Linked DNA regions of Mus musculus: region 2 is linked to region 1. Evidence: chromatin loops called from intact Hi-C (ENCODE). Cell type or tissue: heart. All regions are shown on one strand. Each heading gives the region's core, and the rest is flanking DNA. Links, peaks and the distances in the headings are about the cores only. Region 1 has its middle 37 kb from the start of Jam3. Region 2 holds the start of Vps26b (VPS26 retromer complex component B).

Region 1 (5,373 bases), core at 249-5,248:
CTCCCCCCTCCCCCAGCATCTTCCCTGCCTCCAGGCTAGAATTGAAATGTTTTTAGCCACAATCATCTGTCTAGAACCAAGGCTTCTCCTCTGCTCTGCAGAATTGGGAGGGGGAGGGGAGTGAAGGAGGGGCCACAAAGGGGCAGAAGCTCTGCCAGATCTCCTGGGCTTGAATGCTCTTACGGGTGTATCCATAGATTATAAAACGTATGACGAAATCTCTGAGAACGTCACCGTAACGAGAGAAGCACAGGTGACTCTTCGGGAGGCCTAAGAAATAAACCCCTATGACTGGTGCTCTGCGGTGATCCCAAACACAAACCTGTGTTCATATCCATATTCTTGAACCTGTCTGTAAAAAACTCTCCCCTATGGTAGGTAACCCTGACAAATATTCATGGGCCGCGCTCACATCTCTACACAGTCATGTCCTTCCCTTTCTATCTTACATGCACATGCCAATGATACATGTCTTATAAAGTAGTTTTACCAAATTCATGTGTAACACCTTCCGGGACATCCCTATAAATAGTCGTAATATAGGTGTGCATGTAACACACATGCATACCCCAGTTGGCAGAAGCAGCACCTTCAGACAGTCTGAGATCACAGCGGACCACGCCCTTTCCAGACCACGCCCACTAGGAAGGCCACACCCCTCAATCTCTCTAAACCCTGCTGCCATCAGGGCCCACTTGTCAGGTGTTAGCCCACTTTATCACACAATTGTCCCACTTTCTTTTCTCATTCCTTCTTCAAGCATCGGTCTGTGGGTGGAAGCGTCTGTTCCCAGTCATCTTGTCATGTCTCTTCATTTTGAGCTAAGAATACGAAACAGAGACATGATTATATATTAGGTGTCCAGGCACCTGAGCTCTCAGCTGATTCATAATAAGCTATTTTGCTCACTTATTTTTGTATGATTTCACAAAACTTGCGAAGATTTTCATATCTGCTCAAATCCTTCCTCAGTTTACCCACTCATAAGAATTAGATCAAATTACTATTTTACTCAGGTCGAATTATTTTGTCTTCATAATGGCAGTATTATGGGACTTAAATCTGATGTAAAAGAAAGCAGCTTTGAGTAATACACACGCACGCACACACACACACACACACACACACATATATGACCAGTAGGACAATTTGAACTATAAAGTTCAGGGACATTTTCCTAGTAGGCTAGAGGTCTGGGGTCCAGGGCTCAATGAATCAAAGTAGAAAATTCATTCCCAGGTCCTTTTTTCTACCTCCCCCCCCCCCCCCACCATACATAGTATGACTTCAGATCTAGTATTTAGGCTAAGTAAGAATGCCCTGGAGTTGATCTGAGAATCTGCACTGGGGCATATAAGCTTGGCTCTAGACTGCTGCCTAGGGCTTACACCTGGGAAAGTTCCTTTCTGCTCTTGGGCTCTGGGACTATACCAAGCAGCTGAGTGCCTACAAACAAGAGACCCTGCAGTGTGGTGTTTCCCAGGACAGGCTAGGATGAGCATCTGTGCTACCCTGGGCAGGTCTAGTGTTGCTGAAGGCAATCCCCTAGTATCTTGCTAAATCAGGCTTAGGGAAACATAGTTTTGCCCATTCCAGGCATCCTAAAGCTCCAAGCACAGCGGCTAGTTTGGGTGAGGGGAGGAGGCGGGGAAGCAGAGAGCTGGAGCCAATGCTAGCTTTGGAGAGAAGCCAGCAGCTTGCGCAGGGCTGACTTGTGTCTGGCCCGACCTTGTAAGAGGTGAAGGCACAATGCTTAAGAGTGTGATTGGCTTTAGGACTTAGAGCAGGCTTATATTCAGCTCAGAACCTTTATTCCTTTAGCTCAGCACTGTCAGATCCACAGTGCTGTTTGTCTGATTCAGTCACTCCTCCCTTGGGACAGTTCTTAAAGAAATTCCCGTACTTGGGACACCCGGTACTTGGCAGCACACTGAGCACATGCAGTGGGAGGAGAGTAAGGCTGGCCTCACAAGAAACCTCAGGGCTTCCCCCAAATGAATATGGGAACAGTGAAGAACGAGTGAAGAAGACTCAGGTAAAGAAAGCCCTTTTCTGTAGAGATCTGGCTTTCTGCAAGGGTGATTCTAGGTGGCCCTCCTCCCAGGAGCGCTGCGGCAGCATCCGGTTTCTGGCAAGGTTGGCCAGGAAAGCTGGCCAAGAGGGTGGGGGTTGCGAGAAGCTGACTGGGTTGGAGGTGGAGCCTGCAAACTCCGCAAGGCAGCAGCCTGGCTCCACCCCTCTCCTGCCTGAAGCTCAAAGGGATGACATCACCCAGACTGAGGGCTCTAGCCTTGAAGGGCTTCATCAGCATCAGCGGGAAGCTGGCACCTGCAGGGCTGAAGGACTTCCTGAGCAGACACACCACAATTCTCTGCTTTTCTCGTGGATCATTTCAGACTTCATGGGTCTATGCTCTGGGGTCTTGGAGATGGCACCTGGCTATCCAAGCCTGGGGCAGTTTCCTCCGCCCAGATTGATCCATGGCAACAGGCCTAAGCACTCCTCCCCACCGTGCCAAGTGCTTCTTTCTCTTGCCAGCAAGCTGCTGTTCCATTTTTCTGAGATTCCACGGAGAAGGATTAGATCACGAATTCTGACCATGCAACATTTAGCCACAGAAAAAGCTGGTGTCCCTCTCCCTGCGGGCCCGTGTCCCCTCCCCCACCCCAAACTCTACTGGGTGCTTGTGTTGCCTGCTTGCAAAGCATATGCTTGGCTGGTTGCTTGGTGTCTGCTGTTTATCCGTCTCTTCCTACTTAACTTCTGTTTCTTCTTGGCCCATCTGGCTCCCTGGTACCTGTCTTTCACTCATACTGTGGCTGCACTGGATACTACATCCTAAGCCCTATCTGTCCCTCTGCCACCTTCCCTCCCAGAGCCTGGAGACTCTTGTCTACTTTGGGGTCACGTCTGAGAGAGAACCTCTGACCTTAGGTTTAGGACCACAGAGAGACTGACACATACACAGCAGAGAAGCCTGGTGTGTGAGTGACTGCAGGATTATCTCAAAGATCTCTGGGAGGGGATGAGGTGTGTCGGGAAGGAAGCATCATGAGAGTTACTTAGGTCTCAATAGAATGCTAGATCTTGAAGGATCCCTCCCTCTCTAGCTATTCTGAGCTCCCTTCCTATTAGAGGAAATCTTGGGGCAGGCGGGGGTGGGGTGGGGTGGAGGGATTGTCATCCACACCAAAACCCATTGATGTTTTCTACCCACTGGAGGGGGCTTGCACATAGCAGCCGTCTGTGCAGAATGAAGCCAGGGAAATCCAAACTTTTTTTGACCTAGGTTCAGTTCAACTTCTTTTTGCTCAGAAGAGGTTGTGGCCGTCTCTGGGCTTCATGGCAGGTCAGCCCTGGGAGAGAGGACTTCTGAGAAGACAGCTTAACAGCCCCGACTCCCGTCCTCGCCAGCAGTTCTGCAGGATGATCTCCCCACAGCTTTCTTGGCGCCAGCTCTTCACTGTGGGCTCACAGAGTCATTTGTCCTCTCCACAGTCCTCTCACCACAGTATACACCCTTGTGGTAGCTCACACTCACCCCTCCAACACAGCCCACTTCCTTCCTGGTGTGTCACGGGGTTGCTGTTCATGACTTTCCTGGGATTCAAGAGGCCTGGGGGATGGGGGGTGGGGGGAAGGAATGAAGATGGAATAGGTGGGTGGGGCCTAAGAGAGGATGGCAGAGGAGAGATGGAGCCCCCCCCCCCCCCCCCCCCCCCCGGCCAAGAGGGGCAAGGCTTGTCATCTGCCTCTCTAGACCCAGACTGCACCTCCAGGCTGAGGCTGGCTGCCCAGGAGGCTGCACTGGGCCTAGAGTCAACAAGGAGGCACACACTCAGGGACCACCAGCTGCTGCTCCTGTGGAAGCATCTGCTTCTCTCGGAAATCCATAGGGCTTGGCTGCCAGGCCTCACTGCGTGCCCACTCGGTGGCTCTGTTCTCTGTCTCTCTTGTTCCATCTGCCTGCTCTACCGGCTGCCTGGCTCAACTCCTCTTAGCCTCCTTATTGCTCTACCAGAATGCTCTCCCTTCATCCTTCTCCACGTCTCTGCCCCACCACATCTATGCACCAAGTATTAGAGCTTGGGTTTTGTCTTTGTCTTTATCCATCACTTGTTTCTTTCCAGTTTCTCCCATATTCGTATTCATACATATTCTCACCCTCCCCCCCTCTCTCTGTTTCCCCCTTATGCATATTCAGTGCTTCTTTGAAACGTCACTTCAATTATTCTACCTGTGAGAAGCCTAGATCGGCTTCATCGATCAAACGTCTTGGCCTCTAACTCTAGGAGCCTGTGTTAGACCACAGTCTAGACTGACTTAATGTTTGGAAGCCTACCTATGCTCTCTGAGAGCCATCAAGGCCCAGACTGTTCTGCAAAGATCCTTCCTCTGATGTGGACACAGCAGCCTGTCCATTGTGTTGGGCGATCGACTGTGAGGATCACAGGAAAGCCTGTCCACCTTGAGCAGGTGATGCTACGCGGATCACCTGCCCTTAAAGGCACCGGAGGAGTGCAGGCCTGTGAAGGAATCCAAGAGTAAGACTTTGTCATTTGGTGTTTTGATTGTCCATTTGTGTGCGCTCCGTCATCCCTGACAGCTCCCGCAGGAGGTTCATAAAATAAGAAAAGGTGGTTTCTCATGGTAAGTCCCTTAGCCAGTGTTTCCAGCACTGGAGCGACTGATCTAGAATCAGAATCTTGGTTTCTAGGCTCTCTGACTATGAGAAGCAATTGAATAGAGTTTAGACTCAGAAGGTTTTGAGTTTAGACTCAAGGTTGAGAGGGATAATAAACCAAGCAGATCTAGGCACAGCCCCCCCCCACCCCCCAACCCCCAGGAAAAGAGGCAACAATGGAGAAAGGTAGAGAGAAGAAGGGAGAAGGGAAGATTAAATAGGACAAGAGGGATGGAGCAGAAGGGGAGTTATAAATGGCAGACTCCTCACCTCCTGCTTGTGTATACCAGCTATGACCATGGCAGTAGCTGGGATGGGGCCGTTAAGCCTTCTTTTCCTCACACAGTATCTGATGTCATTCCTCCAGTCCCTGTAGCTTCTCGGTTTCTCTTCTTAGCATCCTGGACCCTTCTTCCTGCCTTATGTTTTGTTTCCCATCCTGATCCTCAGTCTCGTCCTGTGTTTGCTCCATGCACTTGATGTCCTGCTCCCTCTAATCTTCCCATCCCTGCACTTTCTTACTCCCAGTGTGCTTCCCCCTTAGCCAAATTCCCCAGCATTGCTTTCTCCAGAGGAGCCAGGGTTGGTCCAAGGAGGTCAGAAGGTGGCCAGGGGTAAACGACATGTCTTGCATCAGGGATGTTTTGTGCTTTCCTTCACCTCCCAATGACTCAAAGTCTCCAGCAGCC
Region 2 (5,373 bases), core at 1-5,000, 160 kb before region 1:
AAGATAATAAAGAAACATGAAACTCAAGGAAAGTACTTTGTGCAAATAAGCTGTTATATCCTTAATAGCAATCAATTTTAGGAACAGAAAGAGTGGTAGGGAAAAGTAGAAAGAGAGATTTTTTTTTATACCAAACATATCTAGAAAGGCTTTTCCTTTATTGCTTTGTTTGGAGACAGTGTCTTGATGTGTAGCCAGACTAATCTTGAATTCCAGATCTTCCTGACTTACTTAACCCTTGGAGTCCTGACATTATAAGTATGTACCATCATGTCTGCTTAGAAAAGTTTTTCTGAAAATATACTGCTTATAATTCTGTTACTATCCATTCTGTCAAGTAACCATGGATAATGAATGTGAATAAACTTGAACTATCTACTTTAAGCACCACACCCACTGCTAGCTGTGTGAAAGCTCACGTGGCAGAAGTAAATGCTTGGAGGCTGAAAACTGTTCTCTGTACAAGTCCACATGGCAAGCTAGCTGGGGAGAACATAGGAAGCCTAGTGGGAAGCCTGAATCACTGGCTCAAATTCACTTTGTGAAATGGCAGTGACGACTCTCACCTCTATAAAGGAACCCTCTAGCTGAGACATGAGACACGGCCTCCCAATCTCAATTACCAGGTGACTTTAAGATACTTGATTTACAGCTGACAAAGCTGAGTCCCCATCAGGTCAGAGTGCCAAGGTCCCAGGGAAAATTATCCCAAGAAGCAATAAAAGGTTTCAAGAAAATTCAGTGAGGTTATGACAATCTGGGAATGAAGGAGTTAGGCAAGAGAGCAGGTGGGGCAATTGCAGCAAACTGCCTCTTTGGCTACCTTGTATTTAAACTGAAAGAGACTTAGGCATGCTTTCCTTCTACAATGGCTCATTTCATCTGCCGGAGTGAGGCAGGGACGCTTTTGAGTTATTCATAATCAGGGAGTTGATGGGATAGACAAAAACCAAAACATACCTATTTTTACTGGTATTACAGAGCAAAAGTACTGATGTAGTAGTCACTTTAAAACTCCTACTTAAAATGCCAATTCTCAGTCGGCAAGTACTGACTGCTTCATATATCATGCTTATATAGAGTGCTTTGGATGGATATAATGTATATAATCTGACCTGTGATTCTTTACTAGGACTGGCTTCATCCACCTTGGGATACACAGCGATACCGCAAGGCACGACTGTGTGAGGGGATGCCCTGGCAAAAGGGAACAAACAGATGAGATGTATGCTCAACTCTTAGCATGTGAACTTAGCAAGCTGTCCCAAGCAAGTGGCTAAAATCAGTGTCCATATGTGCAGTAGGGGATACAGGGTAGGGATTTTCTGATTGGTGTTCATTATCCACAGGGCACAACCTACTGGTGACTTCATGATACGAATGTTTTATTTTTTGAAGTACCCAAGCACTTTGATGACACAAAAGACTCCAAATACTTAGACTGGGTGACAAGCCAGTCATGATGGGCAGCTCCCCAAATCTTCGTGGGGTTTTGTTTTATTTTGAAACAGGGTCTCACTATGCAATGGCAGCTGGCCTAGAACTCACTATGTGAACCAGGCTGGCCTTCAACTCAGAGATCTACCTGTCTCAGCCTCCCAAGTGCTGCAATTTAAGGCATGTGCCACCAAACTCACCTCTCACCTGGCTCCCCAAATATTTTGTTTTACCGCCTTCCCTTGTCTATCTAGTTCTATTAGAACTAACAATATTTGAAGGTGACTATTGAGCACTGCAAATTTTTGATCATTTAATTATAGTCTTTGCAGCATCACTTCTTTGACTTTAAGGAGAAAATCAGACAACTAAATACCAGCATGGTACTAAGGAAGTTTGAGAAATAGAGGCAGTCAGAAAGAGGCAGGTTACAGGTATTCAAAACATGCACATGCAATGTAATACAGAATGGAGGTGAGATAGATAGACGGAATTTATGAGCCCGGTCCACTGCACTGTATTTTAAAGGGGGAGGAGGGATGATGGATAGGTGGGTGGGGTCACTGCTTAACTTTGGATTGGATCTGACAGCTGTAGCTGTCAAACCCACCTGCAGGATACTGTCTACCACACTATGAAATCCCGGTTACTAGAAGCAAAGCTGGAAGCATACTGCAGAGACAATGGGGATATCCAAGCACCAGGTGAGCATCCGACCATACAGCAGAGGGCTCCCTACCCTATCTAGGCTGTCCCCACCTCCCCAGCAGCACGCTGTCACTTTTGGCACGGAAGAAGGTAATGAATGCATGGGGGAGTCGCCCACGGGCGGGACTCGTGGGTGAATCTCAGGCTTTAGATTACAGTTGAAAAGAACCTGTCGCAGGCCTCGCAGGAGCTGGGCACTGAAAATCTCTGCTCCCAGCCCGTCCCACACTCGAGTCCAGGGGCAGGCTGACGTCCCGGTTTTGGGAAGGTCCCAGGGAATAGACTCACCGATCTGCCCAATGAACTCGATCTTGATGCCCTGGTGCTCTAGTCGCTTGTTGGGGTTCTTCAGTGATAGGCTCACTTTCCCCGAGACGGTTTCCCCGTCGTAGAAGAGGAAATATTTCTCCTTCTTCCCGTCCTCAGTCTTGTGCTCCGCTCGCTTCCTACTCTCCGCATCATTCAGCAAGATTTCCACCTCCACGCTCTGCCCGAAGCCGAAGAAGCTCATCTCCCCGCCTGGCCGCGCCGGTGTCGGCACAGACTGCTCCCTCCCTCCCAGGCGCGAGCTGCCTTCGGGGAAGGCAGGCCGGAGGGCCGGCTGCGGGAACGCGCTGGACGCTGCACCGCAGCCCCGCTCGCTCTGAGCTGGGCGGTGGGCGATCGCCGATGGCCTGCGCCCCTGGGGTGAGGCAGGGCGGAGGAAGGAGGTCGGCTGCGGGTTGCGGCGCCCAGAGCAGCGATGCACCGAGAGGCCAGACACAGTACCAACGCAGATCCTGGCGGTGCAGCGACTAGGGCCCTGGGAGGAAAGGCGCCAAGCACGCGCGTCTCGTCGCCCACCGGGTGGGGTCCAGCGCCCAGCCGCACACACAGAACTGCCTGGACTCCCGCGGCGTAACGCACCGAAGTGCTACGGCGGCGCCGGGCGGGGGAAGGGGCAGGAGAACTCCGGCCCGGATGCGAAGATGATGCCACGCGCACGCGCACGTCTTCTCTCCCCCCCCCCCCCCTCGCTTTCCCTACCCCCTCCAGGCCGTCAAGGGGTGCGCTCATCTGCGCATGTGCAGTGCCAAAGGGCGCTTTGTTTACATGGCGGCTCTGGCCTCTCTCCAGTAGAACTCGGGCCCAGATGTTCCGTCAAGTCCTAGCACTGCAAGTGCCTCCTTGTAATATTCCGGTTGCATTTCTCTTCCTTCTTAGCCTGATAAACGCCAGGCTACTCTTCACATTTGAATACGAGCAACGCTTGCGTGCTGTCTGACGGGATGAGGTGCCTTTCCCATGCACGCTCAGTGTCACCGGAAGGGGCAAATGTGACCGCTACTACAGGAAGTATGCTGTCCCCGCTGGCCTCTAGGTTCCCTGCCGTGTAAGAACGATATGACGGTAAGAAAAACACTAGTGACGTCCTGACCCCAACATTAACTGGAATGCTAAGGGAAAAAGAAAAAGTCCTCGCTAGCCTTGTTTAACTTCCAGTCTTTGCCCCGCCCACTTATGCGCACGCAGTGGGCGACCCAGCCCATTGGCTTGGGTTACGAACACGGCTCAGCGCGGTGATTGGTCGATTGTAAATCCCGAACGTTGTGACTGGTCCGCCAAAACGTCTCAGAGCGCGCGCGGGAGCGACGGCGAGCCGGTACGTCCACGGTCGGAATGGCGCTGCAGGATCTTGGAGAAAACTTGCAGCCTTGGTGTCCGCTGGGTCTCAGCCTCGGTGAGGAAACGCAGCCGCGGGTTCTGGGTTCGGGGCTTGGGGTGTTTTGTTCCGCCTAATGTATCCAAGCTTGCGTCTCGGTGAGGGTAGGGGTAGGGGTGGGGGAAGGGGAAGCCCTGGTCTCTGCACTGACCGTGAGCCCCAGGATTGTGACAATCTGCCCGGGTGAAGGCCAGCCAAACTTACGGTGGGATCTGAGTCCAGACGAGTAATTGGTAGAAAAGAGAGCTAAACTGTTCTAGCATGCGGGAGGTCGAGGCTGGAGGATTGCCATGAGTTCAAGACCATCCTGGGCCACACAAATGAATTTAAACCAGTCTCAATAATAATAATAATAAAACAATAATAATAGGAGTGTCTCAGTGATAATAACAATAGCAGCAGCAACATGAAAAGCTAATAATTGGCCTTTAATAGTGCTAGTGCCTCAGTTATCTCCATCTGTCACCTTTGTTCTACCTAGTCTTGCTGGAGTCCTAAGTCTATTCCCCAGGTGGTTTTAAACAGACAATCTCAATGTTCAGGTTGATTTTTTTTTTCTTAGAATTTGTGATCATAAATTCAGCTAGATGGTTCTTGTACCGGCTGGTTTTGTGTGTCAGCTTGACACAGGCTGGAGTTATCACAGAGAAAGGAGTCTCAGTTGGGAAAATGCCTCCATGAGATCCAATTGTAAGGCATTTTCTCAATTAGTGATAAAGTGGGGAGGTCCCCTTATGGGTGGTGTCATCTCTGGGCTGGTAGTCTTGGTTCTATAAGAGAGCAGGCTGAGCAAGCCAGGAGAAGCAAGCCAGTAAAGAACATCCCTCCATGGCCTCTGCATCAGCTCCTGCTTTTTGACTTGCTTGGGTTCCAGTCCTGACTTCCTTTGGTGATGAACAGCAGTGTGGAAATTTAGGCTGAATAAACCCTTTCCTCCCGAACTGCTTCTTGATCATGATGCTTTTTGTCCAGGAATAGAAACCCTGACTAAGACAGTTCTCTTGAAGACTTCATTAGATGTCCGAATGAAATCAAGATTCCCAAAGCCAGCTGGTTGAGCCAGTTAAATCACAAACCTGAGGGTTTTCTCTTTCATGCCTATTGCCCCCTCTTGTCCCCATAGCCAAGGAAGGCAATTTCAGGATAATCCCTAACTGCTTACTGATGCAGTCAGTCACTGTCTCCTGTACACCCTGCATTGCCTCCTTTGAAGGTACAGGCTTGCTTGTGTCAGCTCTTTGGGCCTTTCCTACTTGTTTTCTAAATAGATGACCAGTCCATTGGCCTACCATATAAGAGGAGGTGTGGAAGTCCTTTCTCCAAGCACAATATGACATCAGAACCTTTGTGATTGTCCACAGGAGACTATTATAGAGGTAGACCCCTAGTAGATGTTCCAGACACCCCCCTTTGCCCCTCCCAGCTGCCTCTGGTCCTGGGGAAGGGGATGTGTGTGTGCAGGAGGTGAGGTAGCAGTGTAGTGTTGTGGCATTCGCTTGTGCAGCTATAGGGCTTTTAAGTAAGTC

What was found. A loop is a pair of places that touch in the nucleus more often than their neighbours do. Peaks named below come from ENCODE experiments on the same cell type or tissue, not always from the same donor. Only the 100,000 strongest peaks of a DNase experiment are listed, where the experiment ranks them.
Region 2: it touches region 1 in a loop (2.7-fold over the local background); 1 of 42 quality-filtered maps calls a loop at or near these places.

Annotation. Positions count from the first base shown.
Region 1 is chr9:27,189,962-27,195,334 of GRCm38, forward strand. No RefSeq gene overlaps it. Among named protein-coding and RNA genes, the nearest start is that of Jam3, 37 kb to the left of the region's middle. In heart, for the core only: no CTCF peak of the experiment used is centred there; DNase peaks (open chromatin) are centred at 1,690, 2,180, 3,130 and 3,550; H3K4me3 peaks cover 1,174 bases; H3K27ac peaks cover 1,743 bases.
Region 2 is chr9:27,026,966-27,032,338 of GRCm38, forward strand. It overlaps Vps26b (VPS26 retromer complex component B), which reads right to left and starts at 3,129. Exons shown (of 6, transcript NM_178027.4): 1 at 2,434-3,129. The coding sequence starts at 2,656. It overlaps Ncapd3 (non-SMC condensin II complex, subunit D3), which reads left to right and starts at 3,200. Exons shown (of 36, transcript NM_178113.4): 1 at 3,200-3,534; 2 at 3,658-3,865. The coding sequence starts at 3,805. In heart, for the core only: CTCF peaks have their summits at 2,146 (motif pointing right) and 3,471; DNase peaks (open chromatin) are centred at 2,206, 3,126 and 3,706; H3K4me3 peaks cover 3,616 bases; H3K27ac peaks cover 2,261 bases.